Regions from separate parts of the Homo sapiens genome. Here all the other regions are linked to region 5. Evidence: chromatin loops called from intact Hi-C (ENCODE). Cell type or tissue: GM12878. All regions are shown on one strand.

Region 1 (4,000 bases), 130 kb before region 5:
AGCTGGGATTACAGGCATGTGCCATCATGCCCAGCTAATTTTGTATTGTTAGTAGAGACAGGGTTTCACCATGTTTGTCAGGCTGGTCTCGAACTCCCAACCTCAGGAGATCCACCTCCCTCGGCATCGCAAAGTGCTGGGATTACAGGCATGAGCCACCGTGTCCAACCACGATCTCTCTTTTCTTAAGCATTTATTAAGGACCAACTGTATTTCAGTTGCTATTATAATCTCAATCAATACAGCAACCCTGTGAGTTACATATTAATGCCTTCATTTTACAGATGAGGAAATGGAGGCTCAAGAATTTTAGTGTCTTGCCCAAAGCTAGACCCACCAGTAAGATATAGACAGAGCTGGGGCCCAGGTAGGCCAAGTAGTACAACTTACGTCCATACTCCTTCTACTGGATTTTGTAATATCTTTAATGTGTTTAAAAAAATCACACAAGTGATAAATGAATACATTCTGTTTGCAAACAAAAAAAGATGTAATAGGTTAATGTTCCCATTAATTATCTCTCTCTATTCTTATTTTCCCCACCTCCATTCCCCAAGGTAACCACTGTCACCATTTGATGTGGCTCTTTCCAGATCTTATTCTAGAAATTTCATATATCTATCTGTGCCTCACTGCACACGAGGGACCAGAACAGGATGGTGGCGCTCACAAGACCTGGGAGGCGACTGCCCGGATGAATTCCCATGACGCTACATCTTGCATGTGGCTAAGCAGCCTCACTTGGGAATGGGTTAGTTTGTAAATCCTTCTCCTCAGAAAGTACAGGTTTGTGATGTGCAGGTGATTCTATCCTCTGCTCCAGATCATGTAGTGAATATTTAGTATGTTTCATTTTGTTTATGTTTCCATCTCTTTCCCTTCTCTAGATGATTTCTCCTCATCACCTTGTTTCTTCTTTTCTTTCCTTTTCTTTTTTTTTTTTTTTGAGACAGAGTCTCACTCTGTTGCCCAGGCTGGAGTGCAGTGGCGCAATCTCAGCTCACTGCAAGCTCTGCCTCCCAGGTTCAAGCAATTCTTCTGCCTCCGTCTCCCAAGTAGCTGGGACAACAGGCATGTGCCACACGCCCAATTAATTTTTGTATTTTTAGTAGAGATGGGGGTTTCACCTTGTTGGCTAGGCTGGTCTTGAACTCCTGACCTCAGGTGATCTGCCTATCTCCGCTTCTCAAAGTGCTGGAATTACAGTCGCGAGCCACCACACCTGGCCCCTCATCACCTTTTAACCAGAACAGTTAGGTCGTTTTCTTTCTCTTTGTGATGGCAACAGTTATTTTTATAGCTGTCTGGGGAAGGTGCTTAGGTAAATATCAGTTTGAGCTGTACAGTAAGCTTAATATAGCCCTTTTCTATGATTGATGAATTCACTACCTTCTTTTTTTGCACTTTTTGTTCAGTCAATAGAACTCGTGAATTAGTGATAGGGAAGTAAATTAGTTTAAGGTTGACAAACTTCCTAGAACCACACCCAGGGATTACACTAGATCAGATACACATAGTCACCCCTGCTCCTGTACATTGGTCCTCCAACCTTCTACTTCCCTGCAGTGGGGCATGCAGAAGGAAAAGGGACACATCTGTGAGGGAAGAAGATGATGCTGCTGACCGGCATAGACACAGGCACAGGCACATAGGGTCCGAATCTGGAGGGACCTACCATAGGAAGCTGTGGTGTGCACCCCTAGAGCCACTATGCCATGACTGTGCCTCCTTGGAGCCACCATCCAGCCTGGAGATCTCCAGGTAGAGTTCTTGGTGGAGATCACACAGGACAGCAATCTGTGGCCATAATACTATTAAAAAGGGGGCAGGGGGCAGTTCATCTTCCTGCAGAGATGGAAGTCAGATTTCCATCTTCCACTTAGATTATGGACAAAGACATTTTCTCTACATTGGTGTTAGTTGGGGCACGGGACCAGGGGGTTAAGCTAACTAGCTTGAAGGGATGTGCAAAATGACCAAGAAAGGGTGTTAGCCACTGCTTACACCCCCTTCAGTTAGCCACTGCTTACACCCCCTTCATGTAGGGGCAAAGAGACAAGAAGGTTCACACATGTGATCTGTCCCAGGAACGTAACAGAAGGTTAAGAACTGAAAGAGAGAGAGAGAGAGAGATAGAAAGATGGGTTCTGTGGTTCAGAAATCACTCCCCACTCTGGTGGGAGTCGGAGATTGGCAGTCAGATGCTGCCACACTTGCTACCATAGGGATGACTGTCATGCCGCAAGGTCTAGTCCAAAGCACATTTAGTTCCCGATGTTAAAGAGGGCTGGGAGGAAGGTGAGTGGTCTGAGAGATGAGAAGAATGCAGACAGGAGAACCAATCTGGTGACATTTTGGTCAAGTGTGCTGTCTTCATTAATTTTCGGTCTCAGGATTCCTAATTATGGAAACCAGCCAATACGTATTTTCTTCAGCCGTTCATCCCTAAGTCCTTCCGGGGCTGGACAGAGGTAATATAACAACTGTCGCCACACGGTGGCAGCAATATCTTCTTGGCTGTGCTCACCTAGCCTAGTGGGTGCTTTTTCTGTAACTGCAGAAGCCATGGCTTTCTCCCCGCTGGGACTTGCTGTTTGAGGAGCTGAGGCGCCTCACAGCACTTATTACAAAGAGTTTTCTTCATGTTTTTCTTTTTCCTTAAATGAATGCCTTGGAAAATATGAGGTTATGCATTACCGGGTAACTTTTTGCTTTTGTTTTTGTGTTGAGGCAGGGTCGCCAAAACAAAAACTTGCTCACTCTGTCGCCCAGGCTGGAGTGCGGTGGCGCCATCTTGGCTGACTGCATCCTCAACCTCCCAGGTTCGAGTGATCCTCCCACCTCAGCCTCCTGAGTAGCTGGGGCTACAGGTGTGCACCACCACATCGGCTAATTTTCTATTTTTTTTTTTGTAGAGATGGGGTTCTCATGATGTTGCCCGAGCTGGTCTCAAATTCCTCGGCTCAAGTGATCCTCCTGCCTCAGCCTCCCAAAGTGCTGGGATTACAGGCTTGGGCCACCATGCCTAGCCAGCGGGTACCTTTCTGTCTTTTCCTAATGGCTAATAATTTAAATCTAACTATATCTGTGAAGCCAGTGGTTTTGCCACAGGATGAGGAGGCGCCAGGGGACGGGAAGGTGACCAGATGTTCTAATTGAGTCAGCCTTGGTTCTGGCAATGAGCAGGTGCTCTGGAAGAAGTCCCAGGCAAGCTCTGCTGTGCCCCTTATCTGAACCGAGCTGATGAGCTGGCCCCCGTCCAGAGGAGGATGACCAGAGCAGAGAGGGATCTGGAAACCAGGAGTGACAGGGACGTGTGGAAGGGAAGGGGATGTTTGCAGAGGAAGGGATGACTTGAACACTACAGTTAAATGTTGGAAGGGTTGTCATGGAGAAGAGAGGTCGTTAGAATCAGGTCGGAAGAACTAGAACTAGTATGCTAGTTTGGAAGGGACGTTAGGAATCCCATCAAACACACTCCTCATTTTACAAAAGAAGAAAATAAGGCTGAGAGAGTGACACTTGTCTGGGGTCACGCCGTTGGCTGGTAACAGACAGACAAAGGACTAGGATACAGCCCTTTGATTATACCCAAATATGGTTGCCCATCAGGTTGTAAGCTATAGGGTGGGTGAGGAGGGTAACGAAGGTGGTGGCCTCTGTTTAGTGTTGAAGCAGAAACTGGGTGTCCAGAGAGTTCCTGAATTGCCCAGAGGGCTGGCCCCAGCCTAGTCACTGGAAAACGTCTGCGTTTACCTCTGACATACTCTATCTCTGTGTGCCATATGACTCACTTAATAACTGCCAGGTAATTCATGGTGATGAAAGTTTGTGTGTAGCGCGTGGGGTGGAGGAGGGAGTTGGTGTCTGGCCTTAGAAAAGGCTGCTTTTATGTGGCAGCAAATAGGAGGCTAGCAAGGTCTCTGGCTGGGGATTGCCTGGTGTCCTTGACCTTGCAGAGTCCCCAGGCTCCATCTTGGGGAAAAGGGAGACAGGAGAG
Region 2 (4,000 bases), 500 kb after region 5:
TACATAACATGTACTTAATTACCTCTGTTTCCCCAGTGTCTAGCACAGTGCCTACTCCATAATAGACAATTCAATAATATTTGTTGAACAAACAACTAAATTAAGGTGACATTATGAAATATTCTATAAGTGGGGCTGCTCATATTGCTTGCTTACCCTGGGCACCAGAACTGACTCCCTAGTTATCTTGATTCAATTGTAGAGTCCAGCTGGTATCAATCTGGCTATAACAGCATGTACAAGTATATTTGATCATAGAATTCCATAGAATTATAATAGTATGAACACCAGTAGGAACTCATGTTGTACAATGTGTGCTTAGAGTAGACATTAGAATGTCTCAAAAGTAGATTGTCGTTGGAAATGACAAAAATTGTTCCACATGCCTTTAAAAATGTATAAGAAGAAAGACAAGTAGCATGTTTGAGAAATTAAAGCACTTGTATTTCATCAAAGCAAAATGTGTTTAAAGTATTGAAATTAGAGGGTTAGATACACAACCCAGCAAACACCTGAGATGGTTTGTTGGTAAATGCTAACTATGCATCAATGGAAAAGTGGTAAGCTTTCATGAAGCAGGTTATCTGCTGTGTAACTAAGACAAGGACTGGCCCCTAGATCAGACCCAAAGAAAGGGTGAGTAAAGGAACCCCAGAGCACCATATTCCCATGGTGGACCTTTGAGATCCTAGCTAGAAGACTTCTCATGACCCCCAAGCAGACCTTCAGAATGGTAGGGAGAGCTGTGTGGAGAATACATACAGGCACTGCTTAAACCTGAGTGGATCCCAAAATGCTTCAGTGTGCTGGGCAGCTGCAGCAAAGTGTGACTCTGGGAACCACCTTCCCCCATCCCCAACAAAGCTCTGCATCCTTCCCTAAGCAGCTGCAGTTTCTGCTATCTGCCTGCAGGAGAGAGCAAAGTCCACGCATGCTCATGCACCCAAGACAGGCCCCGCTGCCATGTGTGCATCCGAACCACATGCCCTCATGCCTGCTGGTCCCTCCCAAGACTGCCTGCCTGGCCATTCTTGCAGGGGAAGCCCAATGCATAGCCACCATCGCCCAGCCTGAGTGGTTTCTTGGTAACCTGGGAGTAGTCCACCTCTGTATCACAGCTGGTGCTTGATCCCAAGGGGCCAAAGGATAAATCTGCTGGCCTGGGTCCAGTTCTCCAGGACTGGAGCACACTGCCCAGGGGTAGGGAGATGAGATCTGTGGCCTGACCTTGAGTTGGGGAGGAAACTCAACTGTCAGAACACAGAGAAGAGTGTGAAGTGGGTTAGTGTGATGGTGTGGGGAGCTGGGCGTCCCTCCCTTCATGAGGCCAGACAGGAAAGGGTGGGGTCTCTTAGTGGCAGTTTCTACTCCACGGGTTCTAGCAGACCTGAACGCCAGGAACGGTTTGGCAATCTGGGCACAGATAGCTTGGGACTAGACTAACCAGTCAAGCCTGTTGCCCTAGCCATTTGCTGCAGGGAGAGCAAATCAGTGTGTGAGAGCTGTGCAGGCCTGCAGCCGCCTTCTAGGCTGAAAATCCCTGGCAGCCCCTGGTCCCCTGAGCTGGCTCTGTGGGGGCAGGGTAGGGGCCTGAAAGCTTCCCCTAGACCCCTGCTAAGGTCAGCACTTGTACCTGCCTTAAGAGCCTGGTTCTGGGTTCAGCTGACCCAGGCCCTACCCAGCTTTGCTCCCTATAGCCACTTTGGTAGCAGAACGTGAGATGGGATCCCTGAAAGCCCCATGCCCTGCCCATTACCAGGGACACATACCCCGTTAACAAAGGTCAAGTAAAAATTCCACTGCCGTCACTGTAACTGCCTCTTATCTGCAGTTGCCACCTACTGGCAAGGAGGTCAAACTGCACAGTGTTTCACAACTACTGACATCATTGTATAGCAGTCAGCAGGCTTTTGCCCGCAAGTGCTATCTACTGGCCTGTAGGGTGAACTGCACAACCCAATATACTTCCTGCTAACAGATGTGCACAGTGCTAAGGAAGGAGATAAGCTTCCCCAGACCTCAACTTACTCATCTCTGTAGGTGACAGACAGCCTGACCACATGTACAGTACTCCACTACTACAACCTACAAATAACTACCATTTGAGAAAACCACACTAAGGCTATCTATAACCAAGGAATTCGTAAGGAGCCTTGGGCCCCTAAAAGCATGCAGAAACAAATCCTACCCAACACACACAGCTGTAACACCCTCAAGGAGAGAAGAAAAAATCCCACTCCAAAAGAGTAACTTCAAAAATAAAAAGTGGCAGCTTCCACGGATGAGAAGAACTAGCACAAGAAACCAGCATGAAGAAACAGAATTTTGTGACACCCTCAAAGGACCACACTAGGTCTGTAGCAATGGATCCTAACCAAAATGAAAACTTTGAAATGACAGATAAAGAATTCAAAGTATGAATTGTAAGGAAGCTCAATGAGATCCAAGAGAAAGTTGAAAACCAACACAAAGAAATCGGGAAAACAATTCAGGATAGGAAAGACAAGATAGATGTATTTTAAATACAAAAAAAAAAAAAAAAACAAAAAAAAAAAACAAAGGAGAAAAAACCCTTCAGGAAATAAAAAATTCACTGAAGGAATTTTCAAAACACAATTTAAAGCTTTAACAAGAGACTACATGAAACAAAATAAAGAATTTCAGAGCTTGAAGACTGATCTTCCAAATTAACCCAGTCAGACAAAAACAAAGAATTTTTTTAATGAAAAACACGTTTGAGAAATATGTGGTTCCATATGGTGACCAGACCTGTAATTTATAGGCATTCCTGAGGGAGAAGAAGAAAAAGTAAGAAATTTGGGAAAAGTATTTGAGGGATAATTCAGAAAAATTTCCCTGGAGACATAGACATCCAGATACAAGAAATTTAGAGAACATCAGGAAGATATTCTACAAGATAAACATCACCAAGGCATATCATCATCAGACTATCCAAGGTCAAAGTGTAAGAGCAATCTTAAAAGTAGTTAGAAAGAAGCATCAAATCACCTATAAAGGAAATCCCATGAGACTAACATCAGACTTCTCAGCATAAGCCTTGTGAAAGAAGAGATTGGGGGCCTATTTATTTTTCACCTCATTAAAGAAAAAAAAAAGTCAGCCAAGAATTTTATATCCTGCCAAACTAAGCTTCATAAATTAAAGAGAAATAGTCTTTCCTAGACAAGCAAATGCTAAGGGAGTTTATTACCACTAGACCAGTCCTACAAGAAATGCTCAAAGGAGTTCTAAACATGGAAATGAAAGGACAATACTAGTCATCATAAAAGTACATGTAAGTAGAAAGCTCACAGAACCTATACAGCAATTATACAATTGAGACTCCAAGGCAACTAGCTAACAAAATTCTAACAAGAACAAAACCTCACATGTCAATACTAACCTTGAATGTAAATGGCCTGAATACACCTCTTAAAAGACATAGCTGGCAAAACAAAACCCAACCATCTGGTGCCTACAAGAGACCAACCTAATAGCTAAAGGCACCTGCAGACTCAAAATAAAGGAATGAAAAAAAGACATATGTGAATAGAAAACAAAACCGAGCAGGAGTAGCCATTCTTATATCAGATAAAACAGACTTTAAACCAATGACAGTACAAAAAGACCAAAAAAAGAAAAGCATTATATAATGATAAAGGGTTCAATATAACAAGAAATTTAACTGTCTTAAATATATATGCACCCAACACCAGAGCACCCAGATTCATACTACTAGATCTAAGAAACTGCTAAACCTAAGAAAACAGAGTGACAACAATACAATAATAGTGAGGAACTTTGACACCCCGCTGACAACACTAAGCAGTTCATCAAAGCAGAAGATCAACAAAGAAACTCTGGACTTAGACTAGACTCTAGACCAAAAGAACCTAATAGACATTTACAGATCATTCTTTCCAACAACCACATGATATACATTTTCTCATCTGTGCACAGAACATTCTCCAAAACTGACCATGTGCTTGGCCATAATGCA
Region 3 (4,000 bases), 550 kb after region 5:
CATTGGTGCTGCTGTGCATGGCAATCTCGCCAATGCCGCCAACTCCTAATAAAGGGCTCTCTTGGAACAAAGCTGCCTCTTGTCTGCTTGCTCACAGTATCTATGACACTAATATTCTAATTAGCTATCGCCATTCTCATTATCTTTGTCAGAGAGCTACGTGCTCGTGGATGCAGCCACCTAGCCACGAGATCAGATCTGCATAGTCACACACAAAACACATACACATATGCATGCACATAAAACCTAGACATATCTGCTCTGCAATATCCCATCTCCCCTTGGTTTACAGAATGCATTCCCAGTCTTTTGGGGACTTGTTGGAGGATAAACAGTAAGCCCATGAACGTGTAGTCCAAATTCATTAACGCGGCATTCAAGGCTCTCCAGGTGCCACATCCCTCTTCTCTCTATTCCCTTTGTCCCTTCCCCACCGGAACGCCACTCCTTCTCCATTCTCTCCCTATCCCATGCCTTGTCCTCTGGGCATTGGAGATGGATTCTCACTATCACGCCAAACATACCCCACACCTCCACCTCTGTGTTTCCTCTACCTGAAATTCCCCTCATACTTGTCAAATCTCTATCCCACCTTCTGCCGCCATCAAAATCCCATAAGGTCCATCTCGATCACTCCTCAATTCTCCAACACCCTAAGGCAGAAGCAATGTCTTTTTTTGCTGGACATTTTATGTATTCCTTTTATTATATAACTTATACAACTTTGTCACCACCTTTGGACATTTCATCCCACTGCCTCCCCTGCTCCTGTGCCTCCCACAGGCTCTGCCATATTCCCCTGCTCAGCGTAGAGGGTCCTCAGTAGATGCTGGGGACATGAACTAAGTTGAATGGTAGGATTATAGGAATAGAAAATACTGCAGTTAATAATAAGATCATTTTTAATAAAATTTTTCTCTAGATTCATGAGCATATTTTCTTCTAGCCCTTGACAGAACGAACAATGGAAATGTATTGTTCATAGGTATGTACTATATCGGGTATGCATGAACACTGGCATGTTTGCCATTCTCTTTCAACCTGGGGGCTTAAATTTTCCTTTGCACCAGGCCACTGCCATCTAAGCCCTGCAGGATTTGGGGACCAGATGAGTCCTTGTATGACATCTGATAGTAAGTATTTATTTTATTAACAAACGAGGCCACAAAGAATGTGACCAGTTGAAAACAGAGTTTGGTTTCTTCATGTCTCTCCTTCACCATAGGGATTTTGTCTCTTTCATTGTAGCACTTAGCATAGAGTCCATATCCAACAAGTATTTGAAAATATTTTCTTCCTACTCTTTCATGTTATCTTCATTCAATAGTGAGGGTTTATAATTTTTCCTCCCTTCTTTCCTTCCTTCCTTCCTTTGGAGTTTATTGTGTTGACTTTTTTTTTGCTATCGTTGCGAACATTGGAATATGAGATGACACCCAGGCAGTGCCAGGGCCGAGCAGTGTGTTAAGTATGGCTTCTATTTTGTGAGCTCACACTGCCCTCTCCTGGCCTCTGGGTAGATCTTAAAACTTCACTCGGATTGCAGCACAAAACACATTCCAGCAGGCAGAGAAAGAATGATAATAAATGGGACACAAAATCCTTCCAATATTAATAATCTAATCATTTCAAATTTTAAAAACTATTTGGCTCTACTCTCTATGCTTTTGGTAATTCCAAGCACTTGAAAATATCTATAAAATTCAAAATTCTTAACATTGTCTTTCCATTTTATTTATTTATTTATTTTTTGGTGGAAAGCTTGTTATAATATCTTGAATAAAATGTGGTCCTGGGCCGGGCAAGGTGGCTCACATCTGAAATCTCAGCACTTTGGGAGGCCAAGGCAGGAGAATCACGAGGTCAGGAGTTTGAGACCAGCCTGGCCAACATGGTGAAACCCCGTCTCTACTAAAAATACAAAAAATTATCTGGGCATGGTGGTGGGCACCTGTAATCGCAGCTACTCTGGAGGCTGAGGCAGGAGAATCTCTTGAACCCAGGAGGCGGAGGTTGCGGTGAGCCGAGATTGCACCACTGCACTCCAGCCGGGCAGCAATGCGAGACTCCGTCTCAAAAAAAAAAAAAAAAAAAAAAAAGAAGGTGGTCATGATATTTGATATTTTAGTAAGATGTTTTTGTTTTTGCTTACTTTCTAGTTCTACTTAAGGCTTTTGGTGGTGGTGGTTTGTTTTGTTAGCAAGTGATGTGCAGTCATGTCCAGGCTCTGCCACTCACTAATTAGGTGATCAGGATCTAGGACAAGTCATTTCAACCCTCAGCCTTAGTTCCTTCATCCAGATGTGGCTGTAGAAATACCTACCCTATCTTCCTCACTAGAAATGATAGAAAGATCAAATGAAATATTTTATGTGAAGGCATTTGGAAAACTCTAAGATGCCATACTCATATGAACTATGATGATTATTTCTAGATTTTACAAAAAGACAACTTAACAAAAGATACTAGGTGTTATAATGCCAGGTGAAGTGCAATTGTATTAAAAAGACTTCACTTTTAAACATTAAAAAATTTTAAAGATATATGAATCTAGAAAATATTCTTTGTTTCCTTCCCAAAAACTTCTTAGAATAATATAGAAAATGACACTTTCCTGAGGAATTTTTTTGTATATTATTAGCAAAGGGCAGAATATTGGATTAAAAATCCAGAAAGCCCTGTAATTCTATGTTTTTAAAGCATAGGAATAATCTATCTAATGACAGTATATAGTCTTTAAATAGGTCTTATATCTTCAAAATAAAAATAATAAAACCTCCATTAATACAAAAATAACAAAATTATACAAAAATTAACTCAAGATGGATGAAAGACTTAAATGCAAAACCCAAAACTATAAAATTCTAGAAGAAAATCTAGGCAATACCATTCAGGACATAGGCAGGGGCAAAGATTTCATGATGAAAACGCCAAAAGCAATTGCAACAAAAGCAAAAATTGACAAATGAGATCTAAATAAACTAAATAGCTTCAGCACAGCAACAGAAGCTATCATCAGAGTGAACAGACAACGTACAGAAGAGGAGAAAATTTTTGCAATCAATCCATCTGACAAAGGTCTAATATCCAGAGTCTACAAGGAACTTAAACAAATTTACAACCTCATTAAAAAGTGAGCAAAGACCATGAACAGACATTTCTCAAAAGAAGACATTCATGCGGCCAACAAACATGAAAAAAGATCAACATCACTGATCATTAGAGAAATGCAAATCAAAACCACCACAATGAGATACCATCTCACGCCAGTCAGAATGGTGATTATTAAAAATATACAGAAACAACAGATGCCGGTGAGGTTGTGGAGAAAAAGGAACATTTTACATTGTTGGTGGGAGTGTAAATTAGTTCAACCATTGTGGAAGACTGTGTGATGATTTCTCAGACCTGGAACCAGAAGTATCATTTGACCCAGCAATCCCATTACTGGGTATATACCCAAAGGAATATAAATCATTCTATTATAAAGATACATGCATGCGTAGGTTTATTGCAGCACTATTCACAATAGTAAAGACCTGGAATCAACCCAAATGCCCATCAATGATAGACTGGATAAAGAAAATGTGGTACATATATACCACTGAATACTATGCAGCCATAAAAAGGAATGACATCATGTCCTTTGCAGGGACATGGATGGAGGTGGAAGCCATTATCCTCAGCAAACCAACACTGCATGTTCTCACTTATGAGTGGTAGCTGAATGCTGAGAACACATGGACACATGGCGGGGAAAAACAAACACCAGGGTCTGTCAGAGGGCTTTGCAGGGAGGGAGAGCATCAGAAAGAATAGCTAATGGATGCTGGGCTTAATACCTAGGTGATGGGTTGATCTGTGCAACAAACCACCATGGCACACGTTTACCTATGTAACAAACCTGCACATCCTGCACATGTACCCAGGAACTTAAAATAAAAATTGAAGAAAAAAAAGAGAGAGAAAAGATATTATCTCCAAAAATAAAGTAAATGAC
Region 4 (4,000 bases), 180 kb after region 5:
GTTTTCACATCCTCAGATGTCACATTTGACAACGGAAAACCTTCAAGTGGATCTGTGTGTTCTGCTGGTATTTTCCTTGCTTTCTGGCATAAGCATGTCATAGAACCCCAAATTCAGGCTCGTGTACCCAGCATGCAGCTGAGGCCAAACCCTGACACAAAGGTGCTTGGAGATAGAGAAGGGTTTATCTGATTTGCCCAAAATGAGGTGGGAGGGCAAAAATCTCTCCAATCTACCTTAACAAAAAGAAGAGGCGGGGAGTTTTTATTTGGCTGGAGAGTAAAGGATGGGGAGTTACAGGAAATCTAGGGGAAAAAAGTCTGTTTCTTCAGTCTGAGATAACACCTTGAGCAACCAGACTTCTTGGCATCAGCAGCTGGTCACGACATCCCTCTAGGCATTCATTCTTTCTGCAAACTTTTTTTGTGACACTGGAGTTATCTCCTGCTGCTTGGCACAGGAACGGTACATCTATAGTTTATAATTACATTGTGGGAACAAGGAATTTTGGGCAAAAAGCAAGTGGTTAACATTTGCAAGCAAGCAAGGGCCTAATCAGAATTCTCATTATTTCAGATACTAAAAAATGCTGGGGTGCTGAAATCTCCAGTGGCCCAATTGCAAGCTGTCCCAGGCTTAAAATCAGCTTTGCCCTAGACTTAAAATCAGCTATTTCTCTGGGGAGCCCTAATTCTTTTCAATGAGAAGTGAGTTTAGAGACATAATCTAGGTGATATGGGTGCTCATTGCTATTGGGCTGTCAGTGCTTCTAAACATTTCAGTCAACAGAGCTAAGAAATACATGTTTTTTTAAATAAAAAAGTGTTTTCAGAGTTTATAGTAATTTCTTTCTTGTTTCTAGTGGGGTTGGACATAGTAATATTTTTAATTCAGATTAACAATATAAGGTTTCTACTTAAGTTCTTTAATTTTTTTTCTTGTCTTCCTTTTCTCTTACACGGAAAATCTTGATTCCTACCAACATTAATATAGTTACCTATTTGCTTTGTCCTATAATGTGTATAAACTAGTTAAAAAATATAAAATCCAAATGAAAATTACTCAGTGAAGTTAAAACAATGTTACAGTTCTTTTTGTCATTAATCCTACTAAGACTTTATAGCTAACATAAAGGTAACCAGATATAATTCTTTCTTCTGTAAGGTCATGTTACCACCTTCATGATATTCCATTAATGTGTTAATTTCAGTTTATTTTTATGTTGGGAATTGATTGTTTTCTTTTTAGATTAATTTTATTTTTTGAAAGTGTAAAACAGGCACATAGAAGGGAACAACACACACTGGGGCCTATCAGAGGGGGGAAGGTGGGAGGAGGGAGAGAATCAGGAAACTAATGGGTACTAGGCTTAATACCTGGATGATGAAATAATCTGTCCAACAAAACCCCATAACACAAGTTTACCTATATAACAAACCTGCACATGTACCCCTGAGCTTAAAAATAAAAGTTAAAAAAGAAAATATAGAACATTTGTAAGATTCCAAATGTAAAAGGTTTATATGATTCTGAAGTCGTATGTAACACACCATTCAGAAAAGTCTTGCTTCCATCACTAACCCTTCCCCCATTCTCTCTCTCCCCGTGCACGTAATCACTTTCAAATACATTTAATTTAAATTTCCAGTATCTCATTTTGAAAATATAAACATGTATGTGTGTACTTATGCATATTCTTAAATGGAAAAAGCAAGATAAGTTTTGTGCATGCTATAATGCTAACTTTCATGTAAGAAAAGAGGAAAATACTGTATCTTCTATGCCCAAAATGAATAATGCTAGTCATTTTTCAGTTCCCTAAATCAGCAATGATGAGGGTTGCAATAGAAGGTGAAGCAATTAAATTGAAGTAACTGTTGGTAATTCAAACAAAAGATTCATCTTGCATTAATTACCTGAACTATTTGAATTTGTGTTGTAGTCTGTATTTCTATTTGTTTTCTGCTCCTAAAATTGAGTTTCTATTTACCATAAGCAATACTATATTTACTTTACATGTCTTTATAATGCTTGAATTATTTCAGACAAATTTACTTTCTCTTTGCCTCAGTTTCCAAATGTTGGATTGGACAAGAGGTGACCTTTTAAGTCGTCTTTCAGCTTTAGCATTGTTCTAAGCGAGCTGTCTTCACCCTTGTAATAGCTGCCATAATCCACTAGATGTCAATGCAACATAGCAACCTATTTTGGGCATTTAAGCCTCTATATCCTAGGTTTAAAACCAGGAGAAAATTAGAAAATTTTATTGATCTGTTATTTATTTTTGTTAAAAGTACAGTACTCTCTTAAAAAAGATAATACGTAATCCTGTTCTACCTAAAAGAATATAAACAACTCCAATAGAATTAATATTTTCACAGGTATCATTTTTCCAGTGCTTAAGTTGAAAAATTCAGTTTTCAAATCAACATGTATAGACTATTCCCTATAAGAGTAGTGGAATACAGAATTGAAAAAAATTTTTTAGTCATTGTATAACATTGTAAGATTTGGCATATTTAGGAGAAAAGAACGAAATTTGTTCAATATAATCCCAGATAATGGTGATCGTTGTCAAAATGGTATGATGTTTAGAGCTAAATTGTTTCTTTAGTGTGAAATTATTTATTACATTATTAATTTAATAATCTTCTTGACAGATTTTTAAGTCCCTCATGAAAAATTCAGAATTATTCTGCAAAGAAAAATGACATTATTTCTCCTCCTTGAAAAAAAGAGATGAAATAAATTTTAATACAGAATGATGTTATGTTTACATCGTAACATTGGAAAAAGTGGTTTATTTTTTCATTAAAACTTTAAATGTATCAGGGAGAGGAAATTGCTGGTGTTGCAAGGTTGTCAGTTTTTAAAAATTCTACCTTTTGCTTATGTTCCATTATAAATAATATGCTTAACATGTTTGGATTTCAAGGGCATTTTTTTTCTCTCTCTCTCTCTTTTTCTCTCTCTCAGCCTATAATTTTTCCTATCCAGGGATTGTGAAACCTAGGAAATGCCCAACAGTAAAAGGAATAATGCGAGTCATTTCTCAGTTCCCTAAATCAGCAATGATCAGGGTTGCAATAGAAGGTGAGGCAAATAAATTGAGATAACTGTTGATAATTCAAATAAAAGATTCATCTTACATTAATTACCTGAACTATTTGAGTTTATGTTGTAATCTCAAATGTAAACTGCTGATAAGAAAGTTTTCAATGTCGAATTATTTACTTTCATTAAAGTCAGAATAGTAATCTATACTCAGTAAGATTAGTTTCTATCTGCTTCAACAAATCGAAGTCTATATTTTTCATTTTTTCTTTGTCAACCTATGTCTAATTATGGTATTTCTTTAGAAGCAGAATTACTTAAGAACTATGAAATTTTTGAGATAATTGTCAATTTCCTTTCCTAAAATTAAGATCAATTTACAGTCTTACAAATAACAGATAAGTGCCTGTTTTAGTTGAGAATTAACAATTAAAGCATATTTTGCCAATTATACAGATTATAAATCATACCTTATTGTGTTTTTATTGCATTTTTCTTTATTAGTGAGTTTGGTCATTTAAAAATATATTTATTGCGGCCGGGCATGGTGGCTCATGCCTGTAATCCCAGCACTTTGGGAAGCCGAGGTGGGCGGATTGCCTGAGGTCAGGAGTCCCAGACCATCCTGGCCAACATGGTGAAACCCCTTCTCTACCAAAAATACAAAATCAACCGGGTGTGGTGGCAGATGCCTGTAATCCCAGCTACTCGGGAGGCTGAGGCAGGGGAATTGCTTGAACCAGGGAGGTGGAGGTTGCAGTGAGCCAAGATCACACCACTGCACTCCAGCCTGGGCGACAGAGTTAGACTCCATCTCAAAAAATATATATATAGCAATTAACATTTTCCCATTTAGAGCTTTTTATTATAAATTAAGAATGAAACCTCTTGTCAAAATTATTTCTATCCAATTAAAGATTTACTTTTACATTTTATTATTTTGTGC
Region 5 (4,000 bases):
CAGAAATATGTCGTCTCACAGATCTGCGGGCTGCAAGTCAGACCATGATGTTAATAGGGTTGATTCCTTCTGAGGGCCACCAAGGAGACTCTGTTCCAGGCCTTACTCCAAGCTTCTCGTGGTTTGCCAGCAATCTTTGGCATTCTTTGGCTTGCAGCAGCATAATTCCAGTCTTTTTTGTGTGTATGACAGGGTCTCTCTCTGTCGCCCAGGCTGGAGTGCAGTAGTGCAATCTCGGCTCACTGCAACTTCTGCCTCCCGGGTACAAGCGATTCTCCTGCCTCAGCCTCCCGAGTAGCTGGGATTATAGGCACCCACCACCATGCCCGGATAATTTTTGTATTTTTAGTAGAGACAGCATTTCACCATGTTAGTGGGGCTGGTCTCAAACTCCTGACCTCAAGTGATCTGCCTGGCTCGGCTTCCCAAAGTGCTGGGATTACAGGCATGAGCTACCGTGTCTGGCCATTACATGGTATAATCACTGTGTGTGTGTGTCTGTGTTTTCACATAGCATTCTTTTTGAAGGACACCAGTCATATTGGATTAAGGGCCCACTCTACTCCAATAAGACCCCATCTTAACTAATTACATCTGCAACCATCATATTTTTGAATAAGGCCGCATTTGGGGTACTGGGAGTTAGAACTTTAACATATGAATTTTGTGGAGACACAATTCAACCTTTGAAAACAACAGATTTAACATCTCAGTCTTCTCATCTATAAACCAGGGATATTAGTAACATCCACATTGCAGAGTTGGTGTAAAAAAGATTCAGTCATTTCCTAGACAACCGCTGTAACCAGCTAAGCCTTGAAGCCACATGCTCAGTCATTTAGAACATGTTAAGCACATCGAGACATCTCTGGCTCACAGCTAGCAGCTGGTAAATGTGAGCCATCATTATTTTTCACAACTACATGTGCAGATTTTGACCCTGGGAGAATTTTTTGTTCTAGATTTACACACTAACACCCCTCCCATCTGACCTTTGACCAAGGTTTTTACTACACGTATAAAAATAATAATATAAAGGAGTATGAGCCAAGTACTAAAGTCCTGAGGAGGTGATATCTCTGTGTGCCAAGCAGTCACGGAAGCCTTCATGGGTGATGTTAGAAGACTGTTTTAGTCTGTGCTTGCACTACTATCAAGAACTATCTGAAACTGGGCAATTTATAAAGAAAAGAGGTTTAATTGGCTCATGGTTCTGCAAGGCTGTGCAGAAAGCATGGTGGCTTTTGCTTCTGGGGAGGCCTCAGGAAGCTTCCAATTGTGGTAAAAGGCAAAGGGAGAGCAGGAGTCTTACATGGCTGGAGCAGCAGCAAGAGAGAGGAAGTGGGGAGGTGCTGCACACTTTTAAATGACCAGATCTCATGAGAACTCACTCACTATCATGAGAACAGCACCAAGGGGATGCTGCGAAACTACTGACAAGAAATCGCTCCAATTGTCCAATCATCTGTCACCAGGCCCCACTTCCAACACTGGGGATTACAATTTGACATGGGATTTGGGTGGAGACATGTATCCAAACCATATTACAGACCTTGAAGATGGGGAAGGGGATTGAATCCTTTGATCAAAATCCCATTTTGTGCCTCTGATTTTGGGAAAAATTACTGATCTTCCTTGAACTTCAATTTCTCTATAAAATGGCAATAATATAGTTGTTGCATTGATTAAATGAGACAAGGTAAAGTGTTTGTCAGATGCCCCAAACCCAATAGGTGCTCAGTGAATATTTTTTAAAAATATAGAAGTTATGTTGTGGGCAAAGACTTGGGCAAATTATTAGGAACAAGACTGTAGCTTTTGGGCAGAGCACAGTTGGACTTACTGGCTCAGTAATTCCACATTTGAGTAGAACAACAACTAGTTTCTCAATGATGACACATCAGGATCAAACACCCGGGGGACCTCTCCTGCAATTGCTGTTCTCTTTGAAGAAGCTCCTTTTAAATAGAAGACAGTACCTTGAAATATGGCCACAGGAGGTCAGTAGCGTGCTGTGGTTCTACGCAGAAGCAAAAAAACAGTCCCCTCTAAGCATCTTTAAGCCATAAATTCCTTGTTGTAAACTAAGAATATGTTATTCCTTCCATATTTTCAGATAAATTGACAGCTAAGCTTAAAGAAATTATGCTTTCAGCTTGTAATATGGAATAGACAGGCACTAACTTATTCTTAAAGACTCTTATTATGACACGGCTGTGTTTGAAGAAATGGTTTTGTTTTGTTTTTTAATGAAACCTGTGTTTTGGTCAAGAGTGTTACCACATTCAGATCACAACTTTTCTAAGGAAATACACTCAAAGACACCTAACATTTGAGTGAGATTAATCATAATGTAAGATTTCTGTGATGTGTGCAATGGGGCTTCAATATCTTAGATCTCACCATGATGGGCAATTGCTTGTCTTTTTCGAGCCTTGATTTCTCATCTTTAAGACAGGAGTGACGCGGCTGTTGTCATAATTAAGTGAGGAAATGTAGTTAAAGCACCGACCACCAAGCCCTAAACATTTTGTGCTTCTGGATGCCCAGTATCCTTCCTGTTTGGGGAGAATCTGAAGATGGGTGAGGGACAGGGCTTGTCCCTCGCCGCAATGGAAGTCAAAGGGGGACGATCTTTCTTCGACTCTTTGACCCCTGGCTGCTGGAGCATGGTCATGTGACCAAAGCGTGGCTGGGCATCTCAAAGGCTCAGCCACTTGCATATTATTTGTGATGTCAGGTGTAGGCTAGTGGCGTAATAGCAAGCACCCGGGATCAGCAGGTCCCTGCAGGATGTTGGCGGGGCTTTGCCTACCTTCGTTTCTGCCTAAGTATGCTGAGTTTTCCCAACAACGCTGGGAGCTTATTTATATCCTTCTAACAAATTCAGGTTAGCCAGAAAATCTACTGTTGTTTGCAACCCAAAACACTGAAGAGTGTAAGATTCAAGTTTAAGTTTATGGTAAATGTGCAAAATTACTCGTTAAAGGATTCTGGCTGGTATATAATAGAGTTTTCTCCTGAGGTTTTTTCCACAGTACAATCGATGATTGTAAAAGAAAAGCTGAATAATTGAAAAAAGGCCTAGTGTTTTGACATGACAATAGAAATAATATTTACTAGACACAGAGAGCAGGGTTTCAACCATCCTGTAATTGTCAGCCATGCAGCAGGGCTGTCTGAGGACAGCTGTGCATGTAAATCATCACTGGTTGCCTGGATGAGATAACTAGGTTACTGGTGGCTTCCCCTTCTTCTGGCTTCAGAGGTTGCACCCAAACTCAGTTTCCCATGGGCCCAGTGACTTCCTCTCTCATATCCTCCCACACCAGACCTTCAATGAGACTAAATGGAAATATCTCTGAAATCCACTGATGAGAGAGCAGTAGAACTAACACTGTATATATGTGTGTGTGTACATACTTCAGTATGAAAACAGGAATTCCTATGCATAAATGGCATAACAACACCATATGGCCCCTCACCAATGCATCAGAAGGTAAATAGCTTCTCTTCAGATGATGTTAGAAGAATCATTTGTCCAGTTATTCAAGTTAAATGTCATTTACTTTTGAAATGTTTCTTTGTGATTTAAAGCCTGTCACTAAAAACAAACCCCACACCACCACCACAAAACAAAAACCAAAAAATAAAAGCAAACCACTGCTCTTTGCTTCTCAAACTCTCTCACTGCCTGATATCACACTCACCAGGAAATTTTCTTGGTGATAGAACTTCCATTTCCTCACTGTCTCCCTCACCACCTACCCTACCTCCCATCAGCCCTGGCCTTGGGAATGAAGTGGTCAGAGAAAATGATCTCCTCATAAATGTCTGATGAAAATCGGCTTGCCACCCTGTAACATGGGAAGACATTTGTATCATCTATATTCTAGGTTGATCATAAAACCATCTTATAAAATTGGTTAATTATGCTGGGGTTCAACTGTTTATTATGTCAGACAAGTAGGGTTTTGGGGCAGGTCTGAGATGAAGAGAT
Region 6 (4,000 bases), 71 kb after region 5:
CAGATGAAACTCACACCCTAATTGACACCAGACGTAAGTGGGGCTCATGAGTCGGTCAGAAAGGAAAACCATTTTGGGGATGGGGGAGGTGTGTGAAAGTGTGTAAAAGAGATGGTCTCGGGAGAGACCAAGGCGGGGTTGATGTGGGGAGGCACAGATCTCTTAGCGTGGACTGTGTGCTCCCAGGCGAGTGTGGGAAAAACCAGACCTAGGACACTGCATACGGCCCAGAGGACCAGCTCCACAGCTGCAGCTAGCTGTGACAGGAATTAAGGCATGCTCCTGGCTAAGCAGTGTCCGAACCTCCTGTAATAGGACCCAGTCTGGTGGATCCAAGAGTGAAAGTGAGAGTGAAAGTGCATCACAAGGGAGGAAACAGGAGGAAAAGCGTCAAAGCCTATTCCACTGGAGTGCGTGCTGAAAAACTTTAAAAAAAGTTTTAATGGTGACTATGGGGTTAAGCTAACTTCACAGAAACTGAGAACTTTTTTGAGATAAAATAGCCATCTTTTAATGTAGGGTGGCCAGCCAAGGGGACAATAGACAGGGAGATAATTGGCCGAGTGTTTCGGGTGGTCACCAGGCTTGGAGAACAGCCCGGGCACCTGGATCAGTTTCCGTATATTGACTCCTGGCTAAGTATAATTCAGACCCTCCCTAAGTGGCTGCAGGCCTACTTTGAGATCTACTGTAAGACTCTAACGGCCAAGACAAAACCAGGAACAATAGAAAGAAACTGCAAGGCATCAGAAAAAGAAAAGTCACAGGAAAAGCAGTAAAAACCTGTCCTACAGGCCCCGCCTGAAGAGTTAGAAATTCCACCCCACTATGCACCAATTTATCCACCTCTGGCAAAGCTTAGACAGAAGGCTGCCCCGGCTGCCTCCGGAGACTCAGACTCAGAAGGAAGCACCCCTCAGGCAACACCACGCAGAGAGGAGCCAGAGCCCTTGACTGAAAAGCCAAGGGAGGAACTCCAGGGTGATGAGGTCGGCCGCCTTAGGTCGGTCCGTGCCCAAGCAATGCAGATGCCACTCTGAGAAACATGGGGACAAATTTATTTGAATGCACAGAATGAAGTCCAAGGGGGAGAACAGCTCTTCTTTTATCAGCCCTTCTCTACTACTGATCTCTTAAATTGGAGACAACATACTCCCTCCTATAGAGAGAAGCCTCAGGCTCTTATAGATCTAATGCAGTCCATTTTCCTAACTCACAATCCTACCTGGGTTGATTGTAAACATTTTTTTCTGTCATTATTTAATATGGAAGAGCACCGTAGAGTTATACAAGCTGCTCTCCAGTGGCTGGAGAAAAATGCATCTTCAAGCACAGGAGATATCAGGCAGTATACACAACAAGCACTCCTGATAGAGGCTGACCCAGGCTGGGACCCTAACCAGGCTCAAGGGCTACAAGTTTGCAGCAGTATTGAGAGGCACTCCTAAATGGAATAAACGCTGGAGAGAAAAAGGCCACCAATATCGGAAAGGTCTCAGAGGTTCGCCAGAAGCCAGATAAAAGTCCCGGTGAATTTTATGAGAGGCTGTGCGAGGCTTACCAGCTTTACATGCCACTTGACCCAGAGGCTGCGGGTAATCAGTGTATGGTTAATGTGGCATTTGTAAGCCAGGTGCAAGAAGACATCGGAAGTTAGAAGGGTTTGAAGGTGTGAATATTACCCAGCTTATCCAGGTGGCTACTAAGGTGTTTGTAAATCAGAAGGAGGAGGCCAAGAGAAAAGCTAGATGCAGAGCTAAGGAAAAGGCAGACTTGCTGGCGGTGGCCTTAGTTGGAAGAGAAACTGGTTTTGTGAGAGGATGTGGTCGTGGTTGCGGTCATGATAGAGGACAAACTAGGTAAAACCAGGAAGCTAAGCCAGGACAAGAGGGCCAACTTAGGCTTAAGGGAGATCAATGTGTGAGATGCAAGCAGATGGGACACTAGAAGAATGAATGCCAAATTTTCCGGTGCCCTTGTTAGGAAGAGATTTCCTCCAGAAATTGCAAGCACAAATCTCCTTTATACCAGAAGGGCACATGACTCTAAATCTAGGTCAAAGAAAAGCCATGATAAAGACCCTTACTGTCCCAACAACAGAGGAATGGTAATAATTTGGGTGCCCCACACGGTTGTCACTCTGATGGAGCAGAGGGGACATTGCTGGCTTTCTAACCCTAGAATGTTAAGATATCAAGGGCTTTTGTGTGAAATCCCCTACCTAACCTTGGAGACTATGAATACTCTAAATCCGGCCACACTGCTGCTGATAGAATGGGCGGAGCATGGAAAGCCCCCATTGTGTGGCCCAGGGTATCACTGTTGTGTGGAAACTGTGGATGAAGTTTTCTCAAGCTGAAAAGACTTAAAGGACTAGCCCTTAAAAGACCCACATGTTAAATACTTTGCTGATGGAAGCAGCTTCATATCTAAAGGTTTATCAGTTGGGCTGGATATGCAGTGGTAACACTGAATTCAGCAGCTGAAACCTGCCCTCTGCCGGCCGGAACTTTAGCCCAAAGAGCTGAGATAATAGCTGTCACTAGGGTGTTGCTTTTGGCCAAAGAAAGTCGGTAAACATCTATACTGACTCAAGGTATGCCTTTGCCACTTTGCATGCCCATGGAGCCATATATAAGGAAAGAGGATTGTTAACTACTGAAGGAAAGGAAATCAAAAATAAAAAGGAAATAGAGCAGCTCTTAGAAGCTGTATGGGCTCCAAAAGAAGTAGCAGTCATCCATTGCAAAGGGCATCAAACAGGAGGACATGACAAGGCCAGAGAAAACAGAAAGGCAGAAAGAGAAGCCAAAAGAGCTGCAATGACAGCGATAACTAAGAAGGAAGAGGAAACCCTTACCATGCCCTTATTGGAGCTTCCTCTTACAGAACCCCCTAACTACTCCTCTAATGAAAAGGCTTGGTTTGAGCAGGAAAGTGGAAGTTACCAGAAAGGAAGTTGGTGGAAGTTCTCAAATGGGAGGCTCGCCAGCTATCCCAGAAGCAATAGCCCCTGGTTCATAAAACAGTTTCATCAAGGAACACATATGGGAAAAACTGCATTAGAGACTCTTGTAGGATGGCATTTCTATTGCTGAGCCTAACTGCCATCACTCGAGCCATTTATGAGTAATGTTTAACTTGTGCCCCAAACAATCCACAGCAGGGGCCAACATGGCCCCCAGGGATTCAAGAAACTGGAGCTACACCCTGTGAAAACCTGCATGTGGGCTTTACTGAGCTGCCTCGAACCGGAGGCTACCGGTGCATGCTAGTGTTTGTCTGCACTTTCTCAGGGTGGGTTGAGGCATTTCCCACCAGGACAAAGAAAGCTCGGGAAGTAACCAGAATCTTACTAAAGGACATTATTCCTAGATTTCGACTGCCTCTAACTTTAGGATCAGACAATGGCCCAGCATTTGTGGCAGAAATAGTACAACAGCTAACACAGAGGTTAAAAATCAAATGAAAACTGCATACAGCTTATCACCCATAGAGTTCTGGAAAGTTGAAAGAATAAACCGGACACTCAAACAGCCGTTAAAAAAGTTTTGCCATGAAACTCATCTAAGATGGGATCAGGTGCTGCCCATGGTCCTTCTCTGAGTCAGGTGCACCCCTACTAAATTAACTGGGTATTCACCCTATAAGATAGTGTTTGGCCGACACCCTGATCATAACTCAGATAAACGGGGATTTAAAAAATTGGGGAATTAACCTTAAGAAGGCAAATGCAAGCCTTAGGTGAGGTCTCGCAGGAAATGCAAGGATGGGTAAGAGAAAGAATACCTGTTAGCCTCACAGATGCAGTACAACCCTTCTAACCTGGAGACTCTGTCTGGGTCAAACAATGGAACCCAACCACTTTAGGGCCTTTATGGGATAGTCCCCATATTGTGATCTTGTCTACTCCCACTGCTGTTAAAGTTGCAGGTATCATACCTTGGGTTCATCATAGCCGGCTGAAACCAGAAGCAGCCACCACCCAGGACCAGTGGAC

What was found. Peaks named below come from ENCODE experiments on the same cell type or tissue, not always from the same donor. Only the 100,000 strongest peaks of a DNase experiment are listed, where the experiment ranks them.
Region 1: a loop joins it to region 5, with 9 times the contacts of the local background. A loop is called at or near these places in 3 of 110 quality-filtered maps.
Region 2: a loop joins it to region 5, with 8 times the contacts of the local background. A loop is called at or near these places in 7 of 110 quality-filtered maps.
Region 3: a loop joins it to region 5, with 7 times the contacts of the local background. A loop is called at or near these places in 79 of 110 quality-filtered maps.
Region 4: a loop joins it to region 5, with 5 times the contacts of the local background. A loop is called at or near these places in 32 of 110 quality-filtered maps.
Region 6: a loop joins it to region 5, with 7 times the contacts of the local background. A loop is called at or near these places in 26 of 110 quality-filtered maps.

Annotation. Positions count from the first base shown.
Region 1 is chr6:136,965,831-136,969,830 of GRCh38, forward strand. No RefSeq gene overlaps it. Among named protein-coding and RNA genes, the nearest start is that of NHEG1, 25 kb to the right of the region's middle. In GM12878, a CTCF peak has its summit at 2,494 (motif pointing right); a DNase peak (open chromatin) is centred at 2,511.
Region 2 is chr6:137,587,702-137,591,701 of GRCh38, forward strand. No RefSeq gene overlaps it. Among named protein-coding and RNA genes, the nearest start is that of LINC03004, 76 kb to the right of the region's middle. RefSeq lists enhancers at 1,421-2,048, 1,771-2,065. In GM12878, CTCF peaks have their summits at 901 and 1,872 (motif pointing left); a DNase peak (open chromatin) is centred at 1,950; H3K4me3 peaks cover 432 bases.
Region 3 is chr6:137,640,188-137,644,187 of GRCh38, forward strand. No RefSeq gene overlaps it. Among named protein-coding and RNA genes, the nearest start is that of LINC03004, 23 kb to the right of the region's middle. RefSeq lists an enhancer at 1,385-1,434. In GM12878, a CTCF peak has its summit at 1,507 (motif pointing left); a DNase peak (open chromatin) is centred at 1,468.
Region 4 is chr6:137,269,601-137,273,600 of GRCh38, forward strand. No RefSeq gene overlaps it. Among named protein-coding and RNA genes, the nearest start is that of IFNGR1, 52 kb to the left of the region's middle. In GM12878, a CTCF peak has its summit at 2,170 (motif pointing right); a DNase peak (open chromatin) is centred at 2,169.
Region 5 is chr6:137,092,545-137,096,544 of GRCh38, forward strand. No RefSeq gene overlaps it. Among named protein-coding and RNA genes, the nearest start is that of IL20RA, 50 kb to the left of the region's middle. RefSeq lists enhancers at 1,776-1,825, 1,846-2,095, 3,503-3,642. In GM12878, a CTCF peak has its summit at 2,002 (motif pointing right); DNase peaks (open chromatin) are centred at 2,007 and 3,287; H3K4me3 peaks cover 446 bases; H3K27ac peaks cover 3,199 bases.
Region 6 is chr6:137,163,723-137,167,722 of GRCh38, forward strand. The region is part of intron 1 of IL22RA2 (interleukin 22 receptor subunit alpha 2); the gene reads right to left. Among named protein-coding and RNA genes, the nearest start is that of IL22RA2, 7.9 kb to the right of the region's middle. In GM12878, a CTCF peak has its summit at 2,491 (motif pointing left); DNase peaks (open chromatin) are centred at 1,889, 2,359 and 2,795; H3K27ac peaks cover 3,365 bases.